2 separate regions of the Mus musculus genome follow, and region 1 is linked to region 2. The links are chromatin loops, found by intact Hi-C in ENCODE. Cell type or tissue: left cerebral cortex. All regions are shown on one strand.

The links. Peaks named below come from ENCODE experiments on the same cell type or tissue, not always from the same donor. Only the 100,000 strongest peaks of a DNase experiment are listed, where the experiment ranks them.
Region 1: a loop joins it to region 2, with 6 times the contacts of the local background. A loop is called at or near these places in 8 of 42 quality-filtered maps.

What each region holds. Positions count from the first base shown.
Region 1 is chr16:76,372,452-76,374,951 of GRCm38, forward strand. It overlaps Nrip1 (nuclear receptor interacting protein 1), which reads right to left and starts at 598. Exons shown (of 4, transcript NM_173440.3): 1 at 421-598. In left cerebral cortex, a CTCF peak has its summit at 975; DNase peaks (open chromatin) are centred at 252, 775 and 1,419; H3K4me3 peaks cover 2,161 bases; H3K27ac peaks cover 2,246 bases.
Region 2 is chr16:76,679,219-76,681,718 of GRCm38, forward strand. No RefSeq gene overlaps it. Among named protein-coding and RNA genes, the nearest start is that of Gm30790, 99 kb to the right of the region's middle. In left cerebral cortex, no CTCF peak of the experiment used is centred here; DNase peaks (open chromatin) are centred at 1,007, 1,349 and 1,845; H3K4me3 peaks cover 1,482 bases; H3K27ac peaks cover 1,339 bases.

The DNA of each region.
Region 1 (2,500 bases), 310 kb before region 2:
CGAGAGCACCGCTGGGCGGCAGGACCGAGCGGCGCGGCAGCCAGCGCCCGGGGCTCGGGGCCAACGGGGGCAGCTGGGCGGGCGAGCTCGACCGGGGCCCCGCGACCCGGCCACCCGCGTGGGTCCCGGCGCAGAACACCCAGGGCGGCTGCGCCCCTCGCGCCAAGGCTGGCACGGACGAGCCCGCGGCTGGGAACTCCACAACTTGGCGGCTGCGCCGGCCGGGCCCGCGAGTTCCAGGGGAGAGCCGGAGCGGGGCGCGGCGGAGGGCTGTCCCCGGGATCCGTGTTCCCGGAGCTCCCCGCGGGCCTCCCCCGGCCTCCGCCGCCTCCACGGGCCGCGCACCCAGGCCGTGCCCGGGCGGCGCGGCGTCCGCTCCCGCGAGCTCCGCACGGAGCCCGGGCCGCGATTGCCACTCACCGAGGCCGCCGCGGCTCCGGGCCGCCGATCCGCGTCGCTCCCTCCTTCCCAGGTTAGCCGTGCCCTGCGGCCGCGCGAGGCCACGGGCGCTGCGCTCGGGCGGGCTGGGGCCGGCTCGTCCTCCGCCTGCGCCGCGGTCGCCGTCGCCTCCCGAGTTCGGGGCTCTGCTGCAATGTCTGCGAGGCTGACTTTGAGCGCCTCGCTCGCCGCCCGCCCGCCGCAGCCGCGCTCCTCCCTCCGCCGCCGACTTCGCGGCGGCCGGGTCCCTCCCCTCGCTGCTCCACGCCATTCAGCTCTTCAGCCAAGTTTCTTAACCCTTTTCTGCCCCTCCCTCCCATTGTCACCCGGGCCGAGCGCGCACCCGGAGGCTCGGCGGAGCCGGGGAGCCCACCGGGCGTCTGCAGGCCTCCTCGCCGGTGCTCCGGGTGGGGGTCCGGGACTGATCGGCCTTGAAGGCAGAGAGAGGACGCGGTTGGACCCGGAGAAGGAGGGGGTGCTGTGCTTCCCGAGCCGGCGCCCTGGCTTCCCAGCCCCGTCCAGCCAGCCGCCTGGACAGATTCCCCGCTAGGGGCCAGGCGATCGCCCATGTCACCCGTGCCGGGGCAAACGCTGGGGGCACCACAGGGGCGTCGGGGCACCTTAATCCTACCCCAGGTTCCCCAGCCTACGTGCTGGCACCTTAAGTGTCTCCCTTTCTCCCGTTTCACCCCACAAACACGCGTTCTTTTGGCGCCCTTTACCCACCCTCAATTTCCACCTCCTTAAAATCTGTGTCCCGCTCAAATCCCGGAAGCTGCGGCGCTGTATAACTCTAGGTCATTTTGACCCCATGCTCAGCACCTAGTAGGACCCAGTGATAAATATGGCATGATTCCAAGCGGAAAACTGGAAAGGAGACCTGAGGAGTGCACAGCTAGCTCCCTAGACGGACGCAGGACCCAGGAACCTGGTTTCTCTTCTGCTGCTTTGTCACTGCGAAGTCTCCAGCAGGGTCTGCCCGCCAAACTGCACCACCCCCAGGAAGGATCTGACCCAACAGGACTAGGAGATGGGCTGTCACTTCTTTAAAGCAGCTCTTGCTGGGTTCAGAGTCTCAATAAATAACAATTACATCATATAGCCAGGGTGGCAATGCAGGGAAACTTGGGTTTCCTGCAGCCTGGTCTCGCTGAACCCGCCTCTAAATTTGAGGTGGGCTAACAGATTGGTGAGGCGAGAAAGTGGAGGGAGGAGAGAAAAATAAGAAACCATGATCTCTTCCTCGCCTTGTGTTTTCTGCTTTTAAAACCTATTCTCTCTACTCCCTTCATATCTTACTTGTGAAGCCTCCTTTTAACGCTCCCCCTACCCCAGATGTCTCTGTCTCGTTTGTTTTTGACTCTAGTCATGAAAAGAATTACCTGCGGGAAGACTTGTGGTTGCAGAAGTTGTTTTTGTTTGACATTAAAAAAAAAAAAAAAAGGCTAAAGTACATCTTCGATTCACCCTAAACTCTGAAGTGCTATCCCTGCCTTAAAATACTTACTAAGACAATTTTGTGGATGAAGCTTTCTACTCTCATATGTTTTCATATCCTTAAGAATTTCGGTAGCATTTGGAAGCAGTTATTGATGCACACCAAAACCAAAAATTATCCAAGTGACCCAACCGTATTCTTTACTGTTATATAATAGCTCTATAGCTATTTTTCGGATTTTTCAAATGAAAAACGTCTGGGGTATCTTCCCAATCTTTAAAGTAAAGGCAATTTTTCAAATCAATTCTTAATAAAGCTATATTCTAGCACAGTCCTGAGCACATGCAGGAAATATTTTCCTTAATGGCGATGATGGTGCATTTTAAAATACTTATTATCTGTCCTCCTAGTGACTCACCTATGCAATCTGTTGTCATCTAAGGTAGTGTCAATCTCATGTAACAGCATAGCACTCGCATATGCCGCAGTTCAAAATCTGCTTAAAGCAAATTAGTAAAGGCAGCATTAATCCCAGGCATCATTACCTGTCCGGCATCATTTATCCGGGATTGACAAAAAGCAAATAATTGCAAATTAAATGACCAGCATAATTGTAACTTATTA
Region 2 (2,500 bases):
CCATTTCCTTCCCTTACATTCAACCCTAGAGATGTATCTAAAGCAGTAGTTCTCAACCTGTGGGTCGAGACTCTTTTGGCAAACTTCTATCTTCAAAATATTTACACGATGACTTATCACAGTAGCAGAATTATGAAGTGGCAATGAAAATAATCTTATCATTGGAGGGCACCACATCACGGGGAACTGTATTAAAGGTCTCAGCATTAGGGTTATTGGGAACCACTACCAGGTTCTCATTTCTTACTGCAACATCCTCAGGTCTTAAGAGGGTCCCTTGTTGCAGGTGAAGGAAGGGAACCTCAGAGAGATGGGGCACACACAAAACAATCAAAACCATCAACATTAAAATCACTTTTCTGTGCCCCCAGCATATGACCCTTGACCTCTTTCCAAGTATCCCTTGCCCACATATGCTTATGAAATCCAAGTAAAATTGAGAAGCAAATAACGACATAGTTTCCTTCTGGATACCGGAGCTCCTGTCTGTCCATGTACACACACCCATTTCCTAAGTGCATGGTTATATTACCGCAGCAAAGATGTAAACTGATACAGTCTAATTCGAGTGAATTGTTCACTTGGTAAACCTCCCTGGATTTTTTTTCAGTTACAGGTTGGACATTGGCTTCAAATTATTTTCTTGTATCATAACCTTGCCAAGGTCAGAGGTTGGTAGTTCTTTCTCCTGGATCTTGGGGTCCCATTTGCTCAGCCTCGAAACTCTACCTTCTCTCATTTCCCTCCTTTGCCCGGTTACTCTTTATTATGCAGGATCTGGTAAATGCCTCGATGTCAGTTAGGGCTCTCAAATTCACATGCAGTTAGCTGCAGCAGAACTTGCCTTGCTTTTGTGGAAGGAAGCCCAGCTTGTTTCCATTAAATTATAATCGCCATATTTAGGAGATGTCTGAGGCGTTGCGAGGCTCAGCCCAAGCTGGGTGGTATCCTTGGTGGCGGGGGTGTGCGTTTCATTCCGGGCGAAAGAGCACAGAGCTTGTTTATTTCCTGTATTTGCACAGTATGAAGAAGTTCAGTGAAGCAAGTAGTTGGGGTTGAGGTATTTGATGGAGAGGAAAGAAGAATATTTGTTTGTTTGGGCTAGGAGGCAAGTTCAAAGATGGGGACTTTTGTTCTCTGAACCCATAGCGAGCAGCTCCGGTTTCATGTCAAACATCAGGGTTTCGTGCAGGATGTAAATACTTCCTGCTGGCCAAGTCTGTTTCTATAATGGTAACCCGGTAGAGCCTGTGCTACTTGCACTGTGATTGTGCCAAGAGTTCCTGTATTCAACAAGGGAGGTGGAAAGTCAGTCTGGTTTCGCAGCTGTTTTGGGTAAAAACTGGCTCTCCTAGCAGCCCGAGAAACTCACAGTTTTGCTCCTAAGCAAACCATTCATCAGTGGCTTTCACTGCACAGCAACAGCGGTAAGGCTGTCTGGAATATAGTGTGGAAAAATTTGCCTCTGCGCATGTGTGCGTCCTGCTGGGTGTGTGTGGGTGGGATGGGGAGGGGTGGAACTGGAGAACTATAGCTCAGGACCTTCTTTTCCAGCGGGCTACTGATAAATGTAGGTCATTACTGGGTTTCACTTCCTGATTTGTTCGGCACAAGGCAAGGTGCAAATGAACAGAGCTGAAGGTTTCAGCAGTGAATCTTAGTTCCCGGATGGCTTACTGTAACTTCAAAGATGGCTTATCTTCATTTTGATTAATCTCAATATGGCTACGGTTCCTTCGGTTTGCATCCCCATCCCCCATCTCCATGTCAAGTATTTTTTGATTCATAAACAAATGCTTAGGTGTGAAGGGAAGAAGAGAAGAGACTTAAAGCATTCCTGTGGCAAAGAGAAAAATCGCTGTAAGATGTGGGGAGCCCCCGTGAATGGATCTAATTATAGAATGGCTCTCCTACCTCATCTACTCCTGCGCTGGGGGCTCCCTGACTTCCCCCCACAGTTTTCCCAATGTGCGTTCCAACAGATAGTATAGCCGTCTTTGATAAACCCAGTTTAGAGCAGGCACTGTGATCTAGATCACAAAGTTGACATAGGGAATTATGTTCTTTCCTTTGATAAAGAGTTGCCAGAAATGGCAGAAGAGACGTAAGCGATTTTCAAAGTACTTGAAAGAGAGGACATCCCACGGGCTTCCTGATTAATAAGGTGTGCTGTGCACATCTCCCCTCAAAGGAGAGATTTAAAAGGAGAATTGGGTACAGACATCACAAATAGTTTAGAGACGATAAAATTCTAAAGGCAGCCAAAGCTGTAATTTTTTAAAAAACATAACGGAAAATACCAACAGAAATGAGAAAAGCTTCAATTTCTCCCCCTCAGCATAAATTGTCCATATGCTTTGTGTTTTTAGAAGACCATGAATGGAGAGTTTCAGGTGCAGGAGGCTTCCTGGAAAAGCCAACCATTTGCTCTCTGATACAGCACTCTGTCTCCACCAAAGGCATGTCATTGCCATGCAAATGAAGACTCACAGGATTTTCT